Linked DNA regions of Mus musculus: regions 1 and 2 are each linked to region 3. Evidence: chromatin loops called from intact Hi-C (ENCODE). Cell type or tissue: left cerebral cortex. All regions are shown on one strand.

Region 1 (8,000 bases), 95 kb after region 3:
ATCCACATCACCTGCACGGCCATTTGGCTGGCCGGCTTCCTGTTCGCCTTACCGGAACTCCTCTTTGCCAAGGTTGGCCAACCTCATAACAACGACTCCTTACCACAGTGCACCTTCTCCCAGGAAAACGAAGCGGAAACTAGAGCCTGGTTCACCTCCCGTTTCCTCTACCACATCGGGGGCTTCCTACTACCGATGCTTGTGATGGGATGGTGTTACGTGGGCGTGGTCCACAGGCTACTGCAGGCCCAGCGGCGCCCTCAGCGGCAGAAGGCGGTCAGGGTGGCCATTTTAGTGACAAGCATTTTCTTCCTCTGCTGGTCGCCCTACCACATTGTCATCTTCCTAGATACACTGGAGAGGCTGAAGGCTGTGAATAGCAGCTGCGAGCTGAGTGGCTATCTCTCTGTGGCCATCACCTTGTGTGAATTCCTGGGCCTGGCACACTGCTGTCTCAATCCCATGCTCTACACCTTCGCTGGCGTAAAGTTCCGCAGTGACCTCTCTCGGCTTCTGACCAAGCTGGGCTGTGCTGGCCCGGCCTCCCTTTGCCAACTTTTCCCCAACTGGCGCAAGAGTAGTCTCTCTGAGTCAGAGAATGCTACTTCCCTCACCACCTTCTAGATCCCGGAAGTCTCGGGGCCCCTGTCTGTTTCTGTTTTCCTTGGGAGGATAAAGTGGTGGCGGAACCCATCCAACTCGAGCTTGGGCCAGTGTCCCCAGATGGGAAAGCTAGATAAACTCTCTCAAACTTTCCCAAAGGGGAAAGCAGCCCAAAGGCAAAGCAAGCTATATCCAGGCCACCTGTATCACCTTAGATGAAGAGAACTCCATACACCTCCCATCCTAACCAGCTAAAGCTAAGCTCAGCTTTATTTCTTCCTGGCCATAGGGACAACCACCTCTGCTGTGGCCCACAGTCTCATCTTCCTCCTGATTATGAGCCCAGACTCTCCTCCCAGAATGTATTCCATCATCTTAAAGACTACTGGCTGCCACAGCTACCCACCACTCCTATACCACAGAGGAATAGCCAGCTGGCGGCGGCAGACTATGGCCTTAATGTGCCTGTCTCATAAATACAGACTTCATGCCAGACCTTCAACCGTGCCTTTCTCTTAACCAAGCAGAAAGCTGAAACCGATCTACTTTAGGTAGCTGTCTGGTTCCAACCTAACCAGCATTGGGTCAGCCCCATGTTACTGGATCTTGGATTACAGACTGAGGGCAAGTTCCAGAAGGTTCTGGAAGCTAGCCAGTATCCTAAGAAGAGTAAAGGGCAAGCCAGCAGGAAAGAGGCCCAGTGGAAAAGTGGAAAGACACCTTTTCCAGGCTCTAAGGAAGAACAAGTAAAAATCAAACCCAGCTGTCTTCTCCACCCATTGTACCAAAGCTTACAGACTGGTGGGGAAATGAGATCCAGGGCCCTCGTGGATTCTACGCACCAATGGGGAAGGAAGCCAACTTGCCTGGGGAAAGCAAGATAGCAAAGTGGTCCTAGCCTCAAGAGAGGGGACACCTAGCTAAGAGAATGACGACAGAGGTTCCTGTCTTCATTAGGCAGAGGCAATATAAGAAGCCAACCTGGGCAGGCAAGTCCTCAAACCCCAGGAAGGCAGTACCCTGCCCCTGGGAGGGTACCACTCACATGGAACCAGAGGAAGCTGCTCCATGCATACATAGGGGAAGTTAGCAGGCAATTCTGAGCTCGGCTTCCTCCCAGCCACCGATCTGGGGGCGTGGGGGTAGGAAGCAGAGTTGCCTAGTACCACTCAAGCCAACCGTACAAGCTCCCTGGGGGATCCCACTGGGGAAACCAATGCTATAGCTTCAGAGACTGTATCCTCATTGCAGAACCGTGAAGACACCTGGGGACCCCCTTTTCTGCTCCCAGCATCCAACAACCAGCTGGGAAGAGGCAAACCGGGCACAGAAATAAAAATGCAAGAGATGGCATTTTTGAATTTTCTCTTTTTAATAAAAAGGCACCTATAAAACAGGTCAATACAGGCAGAGACCCCCGGAACAAGCCTAAAAAGTGTTTCAAAATAAAAACAGGAAGATGTCTTCACATATTGTATTTATATATTTATATTTTATATATATATTTATATAATGGTACAAAATGGCTGGGGTATGGCCATGGATGGAGGGAGAAGGCTGGCCTGTGGAGATCACCTTGGGAAGCTAGTGGTAGAGGTGGGAGACGAGGGCACAAGAAGAGGGCATTGGGCCCTTTGTGGCCGGAGCCCTCTCCTTGGAGCAGGGCAGGCTAGACAGTCTGGGCAGGGTAGGGATGTGGGTGGGGGCACAAGGCCCAGATGGAAGCAGGGAGGGCAGTGTCTGGCAGGAAGGACAGGTTTCCACCCACCTCTCAACACAAGAGACCTTGGCTATGGTCCCTGGGAGGAGCAGGGGAAGCCAGGGGCCTGCAGCCAGCTCTGGAGGGGGCTTGGTGCCTGGCCTGGCTGATGGTGGACAGCACCAGACTGGGAGAAGTGGGCACAAATTCCCTTTGTATTACAGCTGCCAAGGCAAAACCAGGCCCTGCAGGTCAGAAAGGCTGGGGACAGGGCCCTGGTAAAAGACACCCTGTCTAGAATGGCCCTTGGCCCTGGAGGCAGGACAGGAAAGGCCTTAGCCAGGGAGCTGCCCGCCACCTTACAAGGCAGGAAAGGACGTGAGAAAAACAGAAGTAGTTTACTCCTGGGGCCAAAGGGGACAAAACACCCATTCCTGTATGGCTTGAGTCTGACCAGGGGCGGGTGAGGGGCTCTCCTGGGAAGTCAGAGGAGAGGCAGTGGCTGTGTCTGGTGGGCATAGACAGATCTGGTGCATGGCCCTGAGCCCTGGACAGAAGGACCTTGCAGAGAGTAGGCAGGCAGAGGAGGCAACAGGATGTTCTCGCTCACACTGCCTTCCCTCGCTCTGCACTAGAGGTGGAGGGCCAACTCTGTACCTTCCTTCTTTGGTGAGAAGCAAGTGGTGGTTTCTAGAAGAGTCCATGCCCTGAAGGGTTACCTGGCCCACGGCTACTGCAGCCAGGGTCCCAGCATCCTAACCCCTCCATAGCTCCATTCTATGGGGCCACACGCTGCCCCTTCCTTCTCGCCTTTTATCCTAGAATGGGGATAAAGGGCTTCAAGTTCTGGCTAAGATGTAGCAGCAGAGGCACCCAGGCTGGGGGCCCTATGTCACTGGTGTGGGTAAACACATGTACATGTGCGCACCTGCTCTCTGGAAATCACTCAGCAGCAGACAGGCGGCCGTCGTAGAGGGACGGGGGTAGATTCTCAGTCCTCAGGGGCTCACCAAATGGAAGCCTAGATGGTCTGATCTCATTTTATAGGTGGGGCTTATGGAGGGTGCATAGGACTGTATGTCTCTGGGTCCAGAGGAATGAAGGGTGTGATCATTTGAAAGAGGGGGGAAGGTTTTTTTTTTTTTCTCAATCTTTTTTTTTTCTTGTGTGTGACTTCTATCAAGACACAGAAATACGGCACACGCACAAACCGGCACAAAAGCCCAGCTCTATTTACAGCTCCGCTGGCACCTGCCCACCTGGCCAGCTGCCTGCAGGGGGCGTGGGAGAGGAGGTCAGCCACGTCAGTAGGGAAAGGAAATGAGGCAGAAGGAAAACAGGGTAAAAGCAGAGAGACGGGAAGGCGAGAAACGGACCTGAAGCGCCGCCGGCAAGGTGACAGTCCACGACGGGTCAGAGGATGGAAGACCCTCCTCTCTCCCCAAGGACCCCCAAAACATAGCTGAAAGCGGGGAAGTGCAAAGACAAAGGGAGACAGAAGCTCCACGGGAAAGGGGGGGGGGGCAGAGGAGGCGCAGTCCTAGTGACAGAAATGGAGCAGAGCCCGATTCCAACTCCTCACCCGACACTTGCCGCTTCCCCCTCAGCTGCCAGCACAGCAGGTTTCCACAAACACCACTCCCCACACAAGCCCGTTCCCACCCGCCACCCTACCCCTGGACCCAGGCCATCCATCCCAACACTGGAGGAAAAACAAAACTTTTTAAAGTTAACATATTTTCAGTTTCCCCAGCCCCAGACCGAGGGGCCTGCTAGAAGGGTAGATTGGCCATGCTGCCCGGCGTTGGCAGGTAGCCCATCTGGCTGTCCAGAGACACACTGCGCTGACGCAGAGGGTGGGACACCATGAGGTTCTGCTGGGGTGGGGGGCCCATGAGGGAGCCCTGTGGGGAGAGCATGTGGGGAGGCTGGGTGTAGACCTCGCCCCCCACACCCCTCTGCTTCATCAGCATAAAATTCTGCTGGGTCATGAGGCCTTGTGGAGGGGACATGACCCCCTGGTGCAGGCCATGGGGCACCATGCCCTGTTGTGGGGGCACACCTGTCCTGCCCAGCAAGGACATCTGTCCAGGGTGGCACATGGACATGCTGAGCCCCCGCTGGACCCCCTGTTGGCCCGGGAGGTTGGGGGGTCGAGACGGGGTCTGCTCTGCCATCATGTTCTGCAGGTTCATGAGATGCAGATTGGGGGGCTGGGCCTTGGGGGGCTGGTTCTCGCTCTTGGGGAAGTACTGGAGGGTGCTGCTTGGTTTCTCAGAGGGGATGATCCTGGATAAGTCGAACTCAGGAATGCCGGTAGGGGTGGGCCGGATCACCTCACTCAGCTCTGGGTCATTCAGTACCGATGCCACCCCAGGGAGCACCCCGGGTGGGTATGCGTCGCCCATGCGGCCAGTCATGCCTTTGCCCATTAGGTGCTGCTGGGGGGGTATGGGACCCGGTGGCTGGGTGGGCAGGTCCTCGGGGGGCAGGGCCATGCCTGAAGGGTAGTGCTGCTGCAGGCCTGGGCCCCCGGCCCCGGTGGGGGCCATGGCACCGTGAGGTTGCTGCAGCCGAGGAGGGAAGGACATCATCTGGGAGGAGCTGGGCACAGGGCCACAAGGGGCATTTAGGGAGTCTGGGCCTCCTGGGGCCATCATCATTGAGTTTTGAGAAGAGCCCCCAGTCCCCTGTGCATTGGGATGCAGTGGAATGTTGGACCCCAGAGGGGTGGGGGAGGGCAACATAGTAGGGGGAGGCTCATGGGACAGGGGCTGCTGGCCTGGCAAGTTCATGCCCATGGGGCTCTGGGCAGCAGCAGGGTTCATGTGCATCTGGTTGGGCTGGTTATTGCTGATACCTGTGGGAGGAAGGACGAACGGGACATTAGAGGCCATGCCCACCCAGTTTGGGGAGGGGTCTCCCAGTCCTTCCCAGCCCACTAAAGAGCTCTGGGCTAGGTTTCATGAAGCGATGGTAGTCATTCAAACGGGGCCTCAGAGCTCACACCACCCCCATGAGCAGAGACTATAGAAGCATGCAGAAGCCAGCATGTCCACGGGGGCAATTCCTAAGCAAACCCACTGTTGCCACTCCCAGAGAGAGCTCTGCCTCCTCGCACCTGGCCCAGAGCCCTGCGGTGGTGGGGGTGGGGGTAGCAGGGGCCGGTCAGGCAGCAGCTCGTCATCTGAGGTGGCGATGGTCTTGATGGCGTTGTGGTATAGCGGGGTCGAGCTGGGCATGGCGTACTTGGACATCTGAGACATCATCAGTGACAGAGGGTTCTGGGAAGGGGTGGGGTCTGGGGAGGATGTGAACGGTAGGCTGGGGTTCATGAGGCCACTGGAAGGGTTGGCGGGAGGAGCGGAGGAGCTGTTCCGGGGTGCGCTAGGTGGAAGAGCACCTACAGAAGCGGAGAGACAGAAAGAGAGCGGGAGGGGGGGTGTCACTAGCGAGGTTAACGTCCCCCAAATCTCCACCTCACGTCAGACACACCCATATCCCACTGACCACAGGTTCCCTGTGGTCCCTACGGCCCATGCTTCTCCAAGCAGTTTCCCCAGTGGGGAAAGTCCTAGCTCCAAGTGGCACCCTTCAAGATGTTTAAGAGGCTCCGGCAGAGCATGCCCCTGCAGGAACCTACCCGCCACCAAGGCTCCCACCCAAGCCCACCTAGATCACTCACCCTGTTCCACGTTGCCCAGGGTGGAGGAAGAGTTTATGCTGAGAGGTGGCTGCTTGTTCTGGGAGACCCCAGGACTAGGCATGGCTGTCTTGGGAGAGGCGACCCAGCCTGGAGAAGGCACCGCCATGGAGGGAGACTTGAGCCTGCTGGGTGAGCCAGTGGGTGAACGCACACCGAGGGAAGAGCTGAGGACCTGGGGTGACTTGAGAGGTCCCGGTGGGTTGGCAGAAGGCAAGGGTACCATCTGGGAGGGAGTCTGGGGTGACTTGAGGTTGGCAGAGGGTGAGGTGACCAGGGGGGAGTGCACCTGGCTAAGGGTGGGTGACTTCAGATGTCCCATGCCCGGTGAGCCCATCTGATTAATACTGATGGTGAGATCTGAAGGCCGCCTGCCTAGCCCCCTGTTGGAGGCCAAGTGCACAGACCCAGGAGGATTGGAGGCAGGGGGCAGAGGCATATGGCTGAGCCGGGCAGTGCCCACAGTGCCCATGGGCACTGAACTCTGATCAGGGCTGAACATGTCTGGAGTGTTGCCCATGTCCTGGGGCATGGCTTGGTAAGGTCCCTGGCCCCCAGAGAATCCCTGCTGGCCCTGGTTGGGAAACTGTGAAGGCATGAGCATCTTCTGCGGACCCCCCATCATGCCACTACTGTTCTGGGCCCGAACCCGAGCCATCTCTTCGGGACTGAGGCCCTGAGGACCCATCATGTCTCCAGGGCCCCGCATCTTCTGTGACATCAGCATCTGCTGCTGGGGCGTCATCTGCACATTCAGGTTCATGTTCATGTTCATGTTCACATTCATGTTCATGTTGAGGTTGCCTGGCCCCATAGGCGGGTCTACCTCCCGCAGCCCAGACTGTCCCATTGGAGGGCTCAGGAGGCCCCGACCTCCACCAAACTCTATGCCCATGGGTGTGCCGGCGAGACCATCTCCTCCAGTCATCTGTCCCGGGAACATGGCAGGGTCCATCTGTCGATGAGCCTGTATCATCCGTTCCATTTCCATGCTCTGTCCCATGCCGCTACCTGCCATGCCCAGGGGACGCTGCATGCCCATGGACCGCTTCTCCAGCAACTGGTGCCTCAGCAGCTCCTCCCGGACACGAGGGGTCATGAATCGCTCTGCCTCCCCCTGCCCACCTGGGTAGGGCACGGCATTCTGGGCAAAGTTGCTGGGTCCCCCAATAGGGGGCAAGTCTTCATTCCAGGCCATGCCTGGCCTTACAGGTCTCTGCATGGCATTCATGGGTACTTCCATGGGCATACTCTGCATACCTCCAAATCCGGGCACCCTTTGCATCTGGTTGCCTGGGAAACGGGGGCCAGGGAAGGGAGGTCCAGGTCGGAGCTGCATGGGATCTTGGACATCCATAGGCCCTCGGAGTTGTGCACCCATTCCAGGTGGCCACTGATCCCCAGGTTTGCTGTGGTAAGGAGGTGGGGGCCCCCTCCCCATCATACCCCCCATTCCCACCATGTCCTGCAGAGGGCGGCCTCCGTGCAATCCAATCTGCTCCTCTTTCCGCCGCTTCTCCTCGTAGTACTCTTCCTGCAGTTTGCGCCAGGCCACCTGCTCGGGCGTCAGACTGTCCTGGCCCAGCCTCTGCATCATCATGTTCATTTGCTGTCCCATGTCTCCACCCTGAGGGTGCCCCGGCACTTCATGCTCCAGAGGGGGACCTCCTAGGCTCTGTGTCTGTGAGATCATTGACTGCAGAGGCTCCTCATACTTCTTCAGCCCCCCAGGAGGGGCGGAGGGAGGCGGTTGAGCAGCAGAGGGCGCTTGTGCCGGTGGGCCTCCCTCACCAGCTCCTCCCGGGGGCCCCTTGAGGAAGGGCTCAGTCTCCCCACTGCGGAGCAGCAGCCTCTCGATGTCCCGCAGTGTCTGGAGGGAGCGCTCCCGGTGCTCCAGCTGCTCTTTGGACAGGCCCTCAGAGCCCACCAGGTTCCTCTGCCCATTTCCGGTGGGCGTGGCCTCCCCCAATAGGGCGGAGCCAGGGGCACTGCCAG
Region 2 (8,000 bases), 78 kb after region 3:
TATATATATATATATATATACATACACATATATACATATGTATATATATATATATATATGTATATATATATAACAGATAGATGTTCCTCCACACTGCTTTAAGCCCCATCTCTTTATTTATTGACCTATATATCTTATTTATTTTTATTATTGTATTAGTTTGTTTCTCTGGTGCTGTGATAAGATGGGAGGAAAGGGTTTATTTGACTTACACATCATAACCCGTCATCCAGAGAAGCCAGAACCTTGAGGAAGGAACTGAAATAAAGACCAGGAAAGAGCGCTGTTTGCTGACTTGCTTCCAGGCTCAGGTCTAGCTGCCTTTTATACACCTCCCAGGACCATGTGGCCATCGCTGGCTCAGCACACAGTGGGCTGGGCTCTCCCACATCATCAGCAATCAAGAAAATGTCCCTTGGACCAGGCAGTGGTAACAGACACCTTTAATCCCAGCACTCAGGAGGCAGAAGAAGGTGAATCTCTGAGTTTGAGGCCAGCCTGGTCTCTCATCTATAGAGTGAGATCCAGGATAGCCAGGGCTATAAAGAGAAACTCAGTCTCCAGAAAAAGAAAGAAAGAAAGAAAGAAAGAGAGAGAGAGAGAGAGAGAGAGAGAGAGAGAGAAAGAAAGAAAGAAAGAAAGAAAGAAAGAAAGAAAGAAAGAAAGGGAGAAAGGGAGAAAGGGAGAAAGAAAGAAAGAAAGAAAGAAAGGGAGAAAGAAAGAAAGAGAGAGAGAAAGAAAGGAAGGAAGAAAGAAAGGAAGGAAGGAAGGGAGAAAGGGAGAAAGAAAGAAAGAGAGAGAGAGAAAGAAAGGGAGAAAGAAAGAAAGAGAAAGAGAGAAAGAAAGAAAGAAAGAAAGAAAGAAAGAAAGGGAGAAAGAAAGAAAGAAAGAAAGAAAGAGAAAGAAAGAAAGAAAGAAAGAGAAAGAAAGAAGAAAGAAAGGGAGAAAGAAAGAGAGAGAGAGAGAAAGAAAGAAAGAAAGAAAGAAAGAAAGAAAGGGAGAAAGAAAGAAAGAAAGAAAGAAAGGGAGAAAGGGGGAAAGAGAGAGAGAGAAAGAGAAAGAAAGAAAGAAAGAAAGAAAGAAAGAAAGAAAGAAAGAAAGAAAGAAAGAAAGAAAGGAAGGAAGGAAGGAAGGAAGGAAGGAAAAGAAAATGCCCCCTTGGGATTGGAAAGTTGGCTCAGCGATTAAAAGCACTTGTTCTTGCAAACGACCCAAATTTGCTTCCCAACACCCACATGAAGGCTCACCACCTCCTTAGGAATCAGGCACATGTGTGGTGCACAGACTAACATTTAGGCAAAGTACTCATACACATAAAATAATAAAAATAAATCTGAGAGAGAGAGAACAAAGGAAGGAAAGGAAAGGAAAGGAAAGGAAAGGAAAGGAAAGGAAAGGAAAGGAAAGGAAAGGAAAGGAAAGGAAAGGAGAAAAGAAAAGAAAAGAAAAGAAAAGAAAAGAAAAGAAAAGAAAAGAAAAGAAAAGAAAAGAAAAAACATGTTCCACAGACTTGCTTACAGGTCCATCTAATGGAAACAGTTCAACTAAGGTTCCTTCTTCCAAGTTCTGTCAAGTTGACAACCAAGATTAGTCATCACAATTACATTCAGTGTAAGTGTGTGTGTGTGTGTGTGTGCATGCACACGCGCGAGCAACACTTATGTGGACGTCAGAGGACAACTTATGGGATTTGGCTGTCTCCAACCATTTGTTTCCTGAGGCAGGAAAGGGGAGGGGAGGGGAGGGGAGGGGAGGGGAGGGGAGGGGAGGGGAGGGGAGGGGAGGGGAGGGGAGGGGAGGGGAGGGGAGGGTCCTGAGTCTTCCTGACATTCCCTCTGAGTCTACAATGCAGCCTGAGAATCACTGAAGGTACAATGATTGAGAATCCTCAAGGAGACAGCCCCAGATCAATTCCAGGCTCCACCCATCTCCTCACATTGCCATCAGCATCACCACACCCAATGCTGTGTCCACAGTGCACCACACACGGCACAATTCTTTCTACACACTTTCTCATGCAGTCCTCCATCTCTCTCTGTCTCTCTGTTTCTCTCTCTCTCTGTGTCTCTGTGTGTCTCTGTGTATCTCTGTCTCTCTGTCTCTCTGTCTCTCTCTCTCTCTCTCTCTCTCACACACACACACACACACACACACACACACTCACACACCTCCCTAATGTCCAGCTTAGGTCCTACTTCCACACAGTCTTCCCCAACCTTTGAAGTGTCTAGCTATATGAAGTAAGATGCTGGTTTTGATTTTATCCTTCCAAGAGTGGACTTGGTTAGACCTAGGGATGGCTTTTTCATGTTGTCATCACATCCACAGATGACAAGTTTCCCTTCATAAAATCCAATGGTGGGTTAGGACCAACAACGTGAAGTCCATTAAGCACGCTGCCAAGGGTAGAAGGCACTACAGAAAAGGTCACGCTAATTGCAACTAAATATGTTCAGAGTCCCGAACAAGGAAACTCGCCTTCCCGTGGTTTGTCCTTGTCACAGGCTTTCTGGACCACTGACAGGAAATCACCTAAGGTCAAAGCACAGGCTGATAAGGCACCCAGAAACCAGCTATTCGAAAAATAGTTGAAGACATTAGGATGTGGGTTGGGACACATAAGACTCACAGGCACGTGATATCTGTACCCAGAGGTCACTTGGGAGACATGCTACCTACACACACGGTCATGTCTGAGGCCCAGCTGGGGGTGTCATAGAAGATACATTTTGACTCAGCATGAAGGCTCAAGTTTCTAATTCTAAACAGTAAACCATCCTACTCTGAAACATGATCTACCCTCCCCCTTCGCACTTTATTTTATGGATGGGTCTTATCACATAGACCTCTTTAGCCTCAAACTCAGAATCTTCCTGCATCATCCTCCCAAGTGCTGGGGTGACAGACATTCACCCTCAACAGCTGAGGAACCATGATTTCATGAGGCAGCTTTCTCCCTTGAGTGAGGATGCTTTGGTCTCCTTTCTTGCATCCTCTGGAGAGGAGGGGTGGGCAGAGTGAGGCGTGACCGGCTTGTCTTTCAAAGTCCCTTTCCATTCCTTGGAGTTTCTCATGCTTTGGTCTTTTCTGGACAGTGTGCTCAGAGCAGCAAAAGTGGACTTGTGTGTGTTGCTGGGCAGGAGGGGCGTGACCGCATGGTGTAGGGTTGGAAGGATGAACAGTGCTTCGTCAGCTCCAGACTCAGGAAGCGCCGAGGCAGTGTATCCCTGAGCAGCACAGGACCAGAAGAGCTGGAGAGGGGCTCCAACCCTGTGCCCTGGCTTTCTTCCTCCTTAAGAACAGTTTTGGGGCCAGCAAGATGGCTCAACAAGGAAAGACATTTGCCATCAAACATGACTACCTGAGTCCCACATTCCCACATTGTAGGAGAGAAACAACTCCCACAAGTTGTCCTCTGACCTCCATAGGCTCTCTCTGTGTGTCTATATCGTTGTCTGTCTCTGTCTGTCTCTGACTGACTCTCTCTCTCTCTCTCCCTCTCTCTCTCTCTTTCTCTCTCTCTCTCTCTCTCTCTCTCTCTCTCTCTCTCACACACACACACAAATAGTGCCCCGTATGTAGTACCTACATAGTGTAGTGGGTACAATCTTACACTATCATGGCCTAAGTCAGGAAATATCCTCCCGTGGAAGAAAACCCACCAGGACAAGACCTGGAGGGGAAATGGTTCAATGTCCACCACAGGTCTTCATGAACGAAGTGGCTCTCAGGATGGGACAGAGCAGGGGTAGAGAGCAGGGGCAGAGAGAGCCTGCAGAGCAGCTATGATGGAAGCAGGGGATGACAAATGTGGAGTCAGGACACTTGGGTGCAAGGTTGCCACCATTGATGCGTTACAGGATCCTGGGTAGGTCAGTCTCCATCTCTGGGCTTCGGGGTCCTCCTGTGTAAAATTGGAGCTGTGGGGGTGGCCTAGGTAACCATCCATGTCCTTTCAAGCTAGGTGTCTACAAGTTTACTTGTGGTGGAACGCCTTTTTGACCTTTTTCTCTGAGTCAGAGACAGCTCGATGGCCATATTTATACTGCACTCTTGTCTGGTAATTTCATTTTACATTTTTTCTTCTAGTATTCTTAGGGTTCTTCCCTTTGAAAGAACTTAACTCTTTCAAACTTGAGCTGAAAAGAGGGAGGGGCAGGGTTCCCCCTCCCTGGCCGGGCAAAAGGATGGCAGTCACAGGTTGATCAAGTGCCCTGGCTCGCCTGGGACTGAGGGGTTTCCCAGGACAGGGGACTTTCTTTGGTTCTGGGCAAACTGGGATGGTTGGTCACCCTAGTGATAAGGAAAGTGAGTGTGTAGAGGAGGCTGGGAGTACTCTTTTCTTAGCCCCTTCTATGAGGAGTTCCCCAAGTCTATATGCATCCCTCATAGAGATCCAGTGAGCAGAAGGGAGGGGCAGCCTTCACACCAGACGCCTGGCCCAGTTCAGACCATGAGTGCCAGGAAAGGCACTGAAATGCTTGCGTAGTACTGACTCTGTGGGGGGAGTTTCCCTTTTTCTTAAAAAAAAAGAAAAGAAAAGAAAAGAAGGGGGAAAACACACACACACACACACACACACCAGAAAAGACTCAGTGGAAAAAAAAAAAAAAAGAGATGAGTCGAGAGGCAAGCAGCAAGCCCTCACTGGCCCCAGGAGACCGCACATGGCTCATTTGTTTAAGTTTGCAGCTGACGCCTGCCACCTCTCCATAGGCACCAGCACAAACCTTCTCGACATCAGACAGTGACCAGCCTGGTGACGCAGAGCTGCAGCTATGAACTACCCACTAACCCTGGACATGGGCTCCATCACATACAATATGGATGACCTGGTGAGTCAAGTCATGTGGCTCCCTGCTGCTCTGGTCCTGCTTGGAACTTTAAATATACTATGTCAAGGAAGAGGGGATAGCTTGGGAATCCCGCCGCAAGGATTATAGAACATAGGCAAATACATCCACTTTTAGACTCTTATTGTCTCCCATATCTGTTGCCCTTAATAGATGCCAAAGGGAGGTGGGAGACACAGGATCAGGTTTGGCATCTCCTGCTGTGTGACTGAGGACCCAGCTCTGCCTCTTGCTTCTTTAACAGAGAAGTTTATCTTGTCTCCCTGAGTTAGAATGGCAAAGTCATTTGGAAGGGGTATTTTTGTTTGCTGCTTTTTTTTTTTTTTTTTTTTGAGACTGAGCTTCTCTGTGAAGCAAGCATTGGCTGTCCTGGAACTCTGTAGACCAGGTTCAAACTCACCTACTACCTGCCAAGTACTGAGATTAAACGTGTGCGCTGCCGCTGCTGCTGCCGCCGCTGCCACCACCACCACCTGGCTGGAAGTTTTCTTCATGTCAGTTTGCTGGCAGTGCTAGTCAATCAGGCAGTGTGGAGTTGTTGGCTGGGAGAGGAGGGGTGGGCAGAGTACTCAGTTGGTAGAGTGCTTGCCGAGTGTGCATGCTGCTAGGCTCATCCTCAGCTTGCACAGAGTGTGGTGGTACACACCTATAATCCCGGCATGAGAAAGGTGGAAGCAAAAGACTCAGGGGCGGGAGCCTAGAACACATTGAGACCTTGTCTCCAAAAGAAGGTATATATAATTGTTCATCTTGCTGAATGACTTGATCATTAAGGCACAATACAACATCCATCTGTGTTGGGTGGAGAGACTGAGAACATAATCTTTGCCCTCAAGTCACTGATGGTCCAGACAAGGTGGAGCTAATCCCTGGCTGGAAGGCTTTAGACAGTGATTTTGTATAGATGAAGAAAGCATGAGGCCAGACGTGGCAAGGAAGAGGACCCCAGGGGTCAAAGTCATGCAGCTGTATTGCTCCTAAAAACACCTTGGAGCATGTCGCTTTGCCCTGGGAGGGACTGTCATCTCTAGAGATACAGTATCTTGGAAGAGCTTCTTAGGTGGGAGCTTAAGAAAGAAACAAGCAAAGAAAGGAAGCAGTGCCTGGCACCCTCTCCGCCCCCTGCCTGAGTGTCTTCCAGTTAAGCATAGGAGTTCACTTGACTTGGCTGCTATTGGACTACCAAAGGATATTGTTAGGAGCAGTTCAAGTGGGAAAACCCAGGGCTGTGGGGCTGTGGGTTATGGGCATCAGTAGACTTAGAACCTTCATCATGGCCTTATTCTCTATGAACTCCAAACCCAGAGTCCTATCAGCTCTCCTGCCCTAATCACACCTTGAGGTGTTTCCCCCCGACTCTCCCAGCTCGCCAGGATCTGTGGTCTGCTTTATCATTCTTCCCACTATGTCGCTGGGCTTGCTGAACCTGCTCAGCTGGCATCACTTGGGCACTCATGGGGATTCTGCAAATAAAAGGACCTCAGGCTTGGCTCAATGCTTTCTGTTGTCTTGAAAAAATTTGGGGGGTGGGGTTGTTTGTTGGCTTGTTTGTTTGAAACAGAGTCTCTGTGTAGCCTAAATCTGCTTCAAACTCATAGTCCTCTTGCCTGAGTCCTTTGAAAACCTAACTGTTCTACAGGGGAGTGTGCTCCCACGCTTGCTTGCCCTCATCCCCACTGCCAGCTGCCCCTGATATGGTTAGGTGGTATCTTCTGCCCTCAAGCTGACCATCAGCCCTGACCCACTTGGATGCCTTTGTAACCACCTGGAGACCTGGCCGTTCCTGGCTTCTGAGAAACCTCAAGAGTTTCCCCTAACTGCACGCCTCACATCACAGTGTGACCTACTAGAGACAGGTGGTAGTGGGGGCCAGAGGGACAGCAGGACGTGCTCATGACATGAAGCAAACCTACATTCCAAGGAGAGAAGCAAAGAAACTTCTTTCATGACACATATCAAACCCAAGGCCCTGAGCTATGTGCCCAGACATCTAGCTAGGAGTCCAGGGGTTCTAAGACAACCCTGTCCCTGGAGTCCTTCAATCAGACACGTTCTTCCTTCACCCACCACCCACTCTCTTCAAGGGTGGTTGTCACTCTGAAACACAGATCCTCCTCTTTGGCCCCACTCACCTTCTAAAAGGCCATGACCGGCCTTGGCATACTGCCCTATTCTGTCATAGCATGCATGTCCTGGAAAGACAGAACTGGCAGAAAAGTTTAGCATTAGTGGCTTCTCCATAAAACAATGGGTTTCTGTTTTGCTCTGTCTGTCTGTCATACTGGACAAGACAGTATGACAAGGCCTCCTGCATCCCCAGCTCTCCCAAGGAGCACTTCCTGCCCTGTGACAGACACTTGGAAGGACTGCAGGCTTGGCTCAATGCTTTCTGTTGCTGTTTTGAAAAAATTTGGGTGGGCGGGCGTGTTTGTTGGCTTGTTTATCTGAAACAAGAGTCTCTATGTAGCTAAATCTGCTTCAAACTCATAGTCGTCTTGCCTGAGTCTTTTGGGTACTGGCATTATAAATCTCTGAGGTCTTAGCTTGACATTTTTCTTAGGCGTCTGCTGAGCTTCTCGCATTGACTTTATTTTCTGCTCCTCACTCCCTGTCTTTGACCCAGCTGATTACTGGCCCACTTCTCCAGATCAGTAGGTTCAACACTCCCAACTCTGAGTTCTGAAACAACAGTCTTGATAAGTCAACCATCCCTTGTCTTAATTTTAATTTTCTTTTTACATTTGTTTATTTATAGTCAACAGAGGATAACTTGTAGGATTCAGTTCTTTCTTTCCAGCATGCGTGTTCTAGGGACTTAACTCAGCTTTTTAGGCTTGATGGCAGGTGCCCCATTAAGTGTCTCACCAACTACTCTTTTTATTATTTTTAATGACAACTGATTTTGAGACAGGATTTTTTTCCCCTTTGCCTTTTTGAGACAGGGTTTCTCTGTGTAGCCTTGCCAATCTTGGAACTTACTCTGTAGACCATGTCGATCAGGCTGGCCTAAAACTTAGAGATCCAGGTTGGAGAGATGACTCAGTGGTTAAGAGAACTGACAGCTCTTCCTAAGGTCCTGAGTTCGAATCCAGTTAACCACATGGTGGCTCACAACCATCCGTAATGAGATCTGACACCCTCTTCTGG
Region 3 (8,000 bases):
TTGGGTCACACAGCTCAAGGCTAAGCTGAACTTCTTCATAGCAAGACCTTATCTCAAAAACAAACAAAATGAACAAGTAAAACACCCAAATACAATAAGATGACAGCTCTAGAATTTTAAGTCTAACATATTTAAGACTTCCTCAAATAAAAAACCACATTCCCAAGAATTCAAAATTCTAAATTTCTATGATTTTGTATATATCCTCAGAGGAGAAACATTTTCTTGGCAGAAGGACTGGGCTGACATAATGCCTTACTATGTAAAACATTCTAGGCCTTATACACACTGTATAACTCCAGGCAATCTTCCAATCCTAGTCACCACACCTGGCTGAAAAGTCAATTCTATAAACAAAACAAGGTATGGGTGAAGTGTGAGTGAGTATCCTTGGAGCTCAGAAGGCTTGTTAAGTGGGTATAGTGAGTGGTATATACCTATATTCTAGTACTCAAAAGTCTGAGACCATTCTTAGCCACAAAGAAGTTCAAAGCCAGCCTGCTTTACACACCTAGTTCCAGGCCAGCAGCCAGGGTTACAAAATGAGCCCCTAAGGCACACCTTTAGTCCAACACCAGGGAGTCCAATCTCTGTGAGTTCAAGGCCAGCCTGGTATACAGAGGACTACACAGAGAAGCCCTGAAACCCTGTCTCAAAAAACAAAAAAACAAAAAAAAAAAAAAAAAAAAAAAAAAAAAAGAAAAAAAAAAAAAAAGAGCCTCTGTCTGTCTTGGGGTAGAAGGAAATAAAGTTCAGACAGGGTTTCTCTGTGTAGCCTTGGCTGTCCTGGATCCACCTGCCTCTGCCTCCCTGAGACTGGAAACCAGGGCACGCACCACCACAGCCTGGAGAGCCTGTCTTAACGTTTGAATCTTTACACTTTCCTTTACAGGGAAGGCTGGAGAAATGGTTTATTGGTTAAGAACGCTGGCCCAGGTTCAATTCCCAGCACCCACTAAAAGACTCCCCATCATTTATAACATAAGCTCAGTGGCTTCAACAAACTCTTCTGGCCTTTATGAACACCAGACATGCATATAGTAAAGAAACACACATACAGGTGAAATGTCCAGACACATAAAACCTTTAAAAAAATTTTAAGTAAAATTTCTTTTTCAAAATTTCAAGTGATCCTTAACTGTTGTGAAAACCAGGGTAAGTTGCAGTGGTAACACTAGAAGCAAAAAACAAACAAACAAACAAACGTGTCGGAGGTGGTGGCTCACAGGTGTAACCTTAGTACTTTGTAGATTTAAACAGGAAGATTGCCACAGGTTCCAGGTCAGCTTTGGCTACCAAGTAAGCCTGCTCAAAAGCAAACAGAATGGGATAATTTTATTCGCAGAACCTGGTATTACCTTCTACACTGAACTAACACCAGCACATTTATTTCTTAACACACTAATTTATAGACGTCTATGTTCCTTATTTGCTGGGTCGATTACAATGGCAGGTCACACACTACTTGATTACAAATACCTACTGGGCCATGACAAAATGATCTATCCTCCAACTGCAATCAAAACAGTTAATGTAAGGCATAAAGTAGTCAACAACAGAAATAACCAGAAACTGCGGGTCCCCAAGGTCTTCTTCCACTTACTTAATAGTGGCGGCCATGCTCTGGGCTTGCTGTGGAGTGCCATTATTGATTGTGCTGGTGTTCTTCAACTGGTTCAGCTGTGGCTGTGGCTGTGTGCCCCCTCCTCCAGGGCCAGCACTGGCCTTCACAGGGCCCCTCAGCTGGCCGTTCTGACTGGACAGACCCATGATAACAGGGTTCTCTGTTCTGGCCGTGCTCATGCTTTGTTAGCTGCACAGGTGTCTCTTCCAAACTTCAAACTTTTCAAAGTCAGTAGAGAAACTGTAATAACAGTTTATGAGGCTCTCCAAAATGAAGAGATAAATAAGTCCTGCTCAATAATATGAGTCCTTTATTGCAGTTCAGGCAAGCACCTGTAAGTCTCTCAACGGTGAGCAGCAGTAGTTAACTTGCTTTCATGCACCGAATCAACTTTTTTTTTTAAAGCCCTCTAACAAGCTTGAATTATATCTGAATTCACTCACTTCAATCTGAAACAAAGAAAAAATTAAATTAGCAGACAACAAAGTTGGGGGAAAATTGTTCCCTTTTAAAGAGCTCCTTTAGAATGCTCACCTTCTAGAGAACCACTAACAGCCACACTCAGGCCAAATCACTACTTGAGATAAGAAAGACACATCGAAGAACTGCCTTAAAAAACCCAATCTACAAAAAAAAAAAAAAAAAAAAAAAAAAATCTAACCTCAAACATTTAAAATTCCAAGATCAAAGAAACTTAGAGAAAGTGAGGCAGAAAGATACTATTGATAAAATTCAAATTCACTCTCAAATAACAATCTGTTCTCCAATCGCCCCTGATGAATTCGAAGTCCTGCCACCTTTAAAAGTCATTACGTTTAATTGCATTAAGACTTGAAATATCACTCAATTTACTTAATGTACATCTAGATTTGACCAAGACAAGTTATTAACTTTTTTTCTATTTCTGACAGAAACCAAAAACCTTAAAACGAGAAGACTTTTCAAAAAAAAAGTTGAAAGCTGTTAGTGCTGCCTTTTAATACAACACTTTTCAAAATAAAGTTCAAAGGTGGGGGCGGGGAGTCCTGTAGTTAAGGGGGAAAGAAATACCAGAGAGTTAAACTTACAGGTTTAATAAAATTCTCCCAAATCACCTAGAATACAGCGTCTAATTAACAGTTATTTTAAGAAAGAGTTGGTCAACCTCCTCTACTTTAAATTGTTCCCCAAATGGAATTCTCAAAATTTGGTAAATAAAATATTACTAAGGACTTGTAAGTATAAGTCCAACTCCTTCAGTTTTATTTTGTAACCCCCTTACATTTCACTGGCACCCGAAACACTAGCTTAATTAGTACTGGTTATCTTTGCCTCAAACCAAGTATCCCAAATCCATAATTTAGAAGTCAAAAGATATCTCAAGTTAAATACATCAACTTGCTCACAAATGCTTCTATCACATTAAATTGTTTATTTGTTATCTCAATAGGTATTTTCTGTATTGACAGCATACGATCAACAGTATCAGGTCCGTCAAACAGGAAGGCTTACTGTTTGTACAGCACTAAGAGGATGAAGGGGGCAACCTCTGAATCCTAACCGACACCATCAGTACTGTCAATCAAGCACAGTAAAACCTCCTAGCGCCTTAAACCCAGAGACTTCGATAACTGCTCCCTCCAGAAACGGATACCTGCACTGCAGCTTTATGGCTCAGTGGGAAATTTTTCGTCCTACCCCTTCCCAATTTAGATTTGCAAGTTATATTCCTAAAACAAAACCACGAAGGAACATAAGACTTAGTTGGGAGGAGCCCCTGGCAGAGTTAATTACAGCAGGGCCCAGACCGTGGTTAGCAATTGACAGTTTTCACACCTAAAACAGTCCCATAAGCTCCAACAAGGGCTTTTGTTTGCAAATACAGGGCGATTTCTATACGCCTCAACAGGAAGTAGGAGTGATTGGGGTTCTTACGAAGGTAAAGGGGGGCTATGGCGAAGGGAAAACCCTAAGCCAAGAATCGGAGTCCGGTAACCGTAAGGCAATAATTCCTCGCCCCCTCCCCCAACTTCCCTCGCTTCAAACCCAGCTCCCTCGGATCAAAAAGCAAAAGGGTTTCTGCCCTGCAATCCTATCTGCGCCACAAGAGCCGGAACCAGCTCTGCGAGTGGGAAACAATAGGGACTCCCCCCCCTCAGAAGGCCCGGAAGAGAACCCCGAAACTGGACCGCCTCTCCTCCCCTCTTACGCCGCCGAGTCTCCCCCAAACCCTCTGTCCCCACCAACCTGCAAGGCCTACTTGCAAGCGAGCAGCCGCGGCTCCTCTCCCAGCCGAGTCCCCGGCCAGCACAGCCCTGCCACCCCCCGCAGGGCTGCCCTGCCTCGCACTCCCAACCTCACTCGGGTGTCCCGGCCGGTGTTCCGTCCCCGCTCCCGTCTACCGCACCGCTCGTCCAGAGCTCCCCGCCGCTCCTCCTCCATACCCCGCACACGCCACATTCCTCGGTTCCACTCCTCTCCGCCGCCCCCGCTCTTCTCAGCGGCCACCCGCCCGTCCTCCCGGGCCAGGCCTGGGCCTCGGGCTTCTGCCCGAAGGGGGCTCCCTGATACCCTCAGGATCCTGCCGACCCCGACCACGCCGCCTCACCCCACGCCCCGCGGCTCGGGCCCGAGTCCTACCACCGAGGCCACTCCCGCTCCGCACCCTCGGTCCTTTATTGTTGACTCGAAGCTCCCAAAATGGCGGCGGCTCCTTCCTCCTCGGAAACCTCCGCCCGCCCCCACCCGGCCCCTCGCCGCGACGCCCGCCGCCCCGCCCCGCCCCCGCCGCGACGCTCGCTGCCCGCGCAGCTCGCCGCCGCCGCCGCCGCCGCCACCCCGCACTACCTCGGCCGGCGCCCGCTGTGCCGGCGCCCCCGATGTCGCCGCCGCCGGGCTGAGCTGACTCTGCTGCTCTGCCCCCTCCCTCGCCCGCCGCCGTCGCCTCCCTCCCTCCTTCCCAGCCGCTCCGCATGGCGGCGGCCGCGGCTCCTCCTCCTCCACACAAGATGGCGAGAGCTCGGCCGCTGCAGCTGCAGCCGCCGCGGCGTCACGGCTTCCTGGGCGCGGCGGGCGAGGGTCGGGAGAGACCGGCCTTTGACGGGGCCGAGCTCAGGGAAACACGGGGTTGCTTTCGGGACGGAGGGACGGACGGATGGACGGACGGGCGAGAGGGCTTGCCTGCAGAGCTGACGAGACCGCTGGGGAAATGAATGGCGGTGGCCGAGGACTGTCGCCCTTGCCTTCGTTCGTCCCTTCGGAGCTGGGCTGACGGGTCCCGGGCCGGAGGGGACGTCTGCTGACTGCTGACCTCGGACACACTCGGAGGGCAGCCTGCGCGGGTCCGGAAGCTGAGCTGGGATGGCCGGGAGGACGCTGCGAGGCCAGGGCGTGCAGAAAAGTGGGGCCTTTGGGGCCGATGCTGTCTGAGAGGGAGCGGGAAGGGGCACCGGGGGAAGCAGTGAGCCGGGAGCGCGCCCTCGGTCGTGGGCTATCAAACCCGGAGTGCAGGCGAGGTGACCCTTTGCTCCTGCCCGCAGTGGCACTCTTCTAGAAAGAAGGGCGGATCGCCTCTACCAGTGAGGGCTCGCTGTGCAAATGGGAGACCCGTAGATTCTCCTGCCTGACCCTTACTGCAGATATTTGTGCGTTTGTTTCTATGATTCTCGGATCCTGATGTCTTATCCTTAACCTAGAAAGTCGTCTTGTTCCAAGCAAAACAAACTTTTTTGTTTGTTAAGTAAAAATCGAGCTGGGCCGGAGAAAGTTAAAAACTCGCGTCTTACGCTGCTGGAGGGCTGGAAATACTGACAGTGGTTAAACCCTTTGGGACAGTGCGATTCCTTACTAAACACCGACGTTAGGGAATCCTGGACAGTCAGTACTTAGTCACTGACTTGCAGCTTCCATATTTTTACCGCTGCTTCCAACTTGAGACCAATCAGAGAAAGCCAAATATGCTCTCTAAACCAATGACTCCCTGCTTCCAGCCCTCCTGCTTCTTAGCTAGCAACATCCAATCAGAATAAGTCTGAAGCCCCCCCCCCCCTTTTAAACCGCTGCGCTCTCCTGTTTTTTGTTTTTTGTTTTTTACTTGAGAGCCCAAGTCTACCAAACTCCAGTGCATGCTTGCCATAGCAAGCACAGAGTAGAATAATAGCCAGTTGTCATTTGTGCCACCACACCCAGCACTCTTAATGTATTATGATGATGGTGATGCTTTTTGCAATTCTGAGTTTAAAGCATTTTTATCTCCCACCCAGATTTTAAAATAGCTACTCCTGCAAGGGAATAGGCCCATACCTTGTGTTCACTCTGGAGAGAAGCTAAGTGATCTCTTAGGAAAAGCTATGAGGCTTTGTTTGCCCCTTTTGCTTGCTTGGTTGGTTTTAAGACAATTTCTCTGTGTAGCTCTGGCTGTCCTGGAACTCACTCTGTATAGTCCAGGCTGTCCTCGAGCTCATAGGGACACCTGCCTCTGCCTCCTAAGTGCATTCGCCACCAACCCCTGACCTAAAAATTGTTTTTATTTCTCTTAAAGTTTATTTTATTTGATGTGTATGGGGACCTGTATATCTGTTTACCATGTGTGCCTGGGAACTGAGGAGGCCGGAAGGGGTCCTCTGATCCCTTGGAGCTGGAGTAACATGATTGTGAGCTACCATGTAGGTGCTGGAAATGAACCATGCTGTTCGCAAGTGCAGCCTGTGGGGGTTTTTTTGTTTTGGTTTGGTTTTGGTTTTGGTTTTTTGGTTTTTCGAGACAGGGTTTCTCTGTATAGCCCTGGCTGTCCTGGAACTCACTTTGTAGACCAGGCTGGCCTCGAACTCAGAAATCCTGCCTCTGCCTCCCAAGTGCTGGAATTAAAGGTGTGTGCCACCACCACCCGGCCTCAGTTATTTATTTTTTTTAAAGATTTATTATATATATAATAATCTTTTATAAAGATTTATTATATATATGAGTACACTGTAGCTGTCTTCAGACACACAAGAAGAGGGCATCAGATCCCATTACAGATGGTTGTGAGCCACCATGTGGTTGCTGGGAATTGAACTCAGGACCTCTGGAAGAGCAGTCAGTGCTCTTAACCGATGAGCCATCTCTCCAGCCCCCCCCCCTCCCCCGCAGTTCTTAACTGCTTGGCCATCTCTCCAACTCACGTTTCTCCCTCCCTCTGTCACTCTTTCCCTTTCTACTTGTTTCTTTCTCCTTCCTTCCTTTCTGCGTTTTGTTTTGTTATGTTTCCAGACAGAGTTTCTCTGTTGCCCTGGCTGTCCTGAACTCACTCTGCAGACCAGGCTAGCCTCAAACTCACAGAGATTCACCTGCCTCTACCTCTTGCTGCTGGGATTAAAGATGTCTCCGACTCCATGTGGCCAGACTTTTTTTTTTTTTTTAATGTGGGTTCAGTTTTATGACACATTTTTTTCTCCCTAATTCAAATAGATTAGCACTAAGCTAAATCTCTTGCCCTGATTCTTCACCTCCCCCCCCCCATTCTTATTTTAAGGTGAATTGTAATTATTAATCTCCATAAAAATACTTTTTTGGACCAGGCTTCTGTTGCCCAAGTGCCCTTAATCCCAGCACTTGGGAGATAGTCAGGTGAATCTTTGTGAGTTTGAGGCCAGCCTGGCCTACATAGTCCCAGGCCAGCTAGGGGTACACAATGAGGCCATGTATTTTTTTAAAGGGGGGGGGGGGGGACTGAGGAAATTGTTTAGTGTTTAAGGGTACTGGTTGTTCTTCCAGAGGTCCTAAATTCAATCCCCAACACCCACAGAGTCGCTCACAAGCATCTCTAATGGGATTCCCGCTTCTGGCGTGCAGGTGCACATGCTGATAGAACACATACATAACGTAAATAAATACATCTCAAACAAGATATTTTTTTAAAAAGTGGAGGTTTCCCAGTGGGTAAAATGTTTGCAGCTAAGCCTCAGGACCAGAACTTAATCCTACAAATTGTCCTCAGCCTCACCCCTCTGCCCACACACACAATTAAATGTGATTTAAAAAAAATGCAGATGAGAGATAGTCTTGAGAGATGGCTCAGAGGTTAGAAACTAGTCTTGCAGTGGACCTCAGTTCGATTCCTAGCACCCATATGGCAGCTTACAACTGACTCTAACACAAAGTTCCAGTAATCTGACCCTCTTCTGGATCAGGCACACACACCATGTGCGTACATATAAGTGCAAAACAACTATATACGTAGAAAAGGTAAAAGTAAAAATGAGTTGTTTTCTAGTACACATAGTATCTTTACATTTATAAAATTATGCTTTTTCAGGAAAAAGATACAGAAATCTACCTCCAGAGTAAACAAACTGAAAAGTCCTTTCTCAATAGGACAAAGAAGATTGGAAATAGGTGAGACATACTTCCGGAGACA

Evidence for each region. Hi-C counts contacts between places; a loop is a spot of excess contacts. Peaks named below come from ENCODE experiments on the same cell type or tissue, not always from the same donor. Only the 100,000 strongest peaks of a DNase experiment are listed, where the experiment ranks them.
Region 1: it touches region 3 in a loop (2.6-fold over the local background); 19 of 42 quality-filtered maps call a loop at or near these places.
Region 2: it touches region 3 in a loop (2.5-fold over the local background); 24 of 42 quality-filtered maps call a loop at or near these places.

The regions. Positions count from the first base shown.
Region 1 is chr9:44,505,858-44,513,857 of GRCm38, reverse strand. It overlaps Bcl9l (B cell CLL/lymphoma 9-like), which reads right to left. Exons shown (of 9, transcript NM_030256.3): 7 at 5,988-8,000; 8 at 5,424-5,705; 9 at 1,952-5,162. The coding sequence ends at 4,075. Cxcr5 (chemokine (C-X-C motif) receptor 5) reads left to right here. Exons shown (of 2, transcript NM_007551.3): 2 at 1-2,071. The coding sequence ends at 624. Among named protein-coding and RNA genes, the nearest start is that of Bcl9l, 11 kb to the right of the region's middle. In left cerebral cortex, CTCF peaks have their summits at 2,550 and 3,580 (motif pointing right); DNase peaks (open chromatin) are centred at 2,509, 3,575 and 3,928; H3K4me3 peaks cover 741 bases; H3K27ac peaks cover 1,262 bases.
Region 2 is chr9:44,523,157-44,531,156 of GRCm38, reverse strand. It overlaps Cxcr5 (chemokine (C-X-C motif) receptor 5), which reads left to right and starts at 4,713. Exons shown (of 2, transcript NM_007551.3): 1 at 4,713-4,835. The coding sequence starts at 4,779. In left cerebral cortex, no CTCF peak of the experiment used is centred here; no DNase peak of the experiment used is centred here.
Region 3 is chr9:44,601,196-44,609,195 of GRCm38, reverse strand. It overlaps Ddx6 (DEAD (Asp-Glu-Ala-Asp) box polypeptide 6), which reads right to left and starts at 4,304. Exons shown (of 14, transcript NM_181324.3): 1 at 4,244-4,304; 2 at 1,604-2,073. The coding sequence starts at 1,803. In left cerebral cortex, a CTCF peak has its summit at 4,790; DNase peaks (open chromatin) are centred at 4,055, 4,590, 5,142, 5,547 and 2 more places; H3K4me3 peaks cover 3,466 bases; H3K27ac peaks cover 2,720 bases.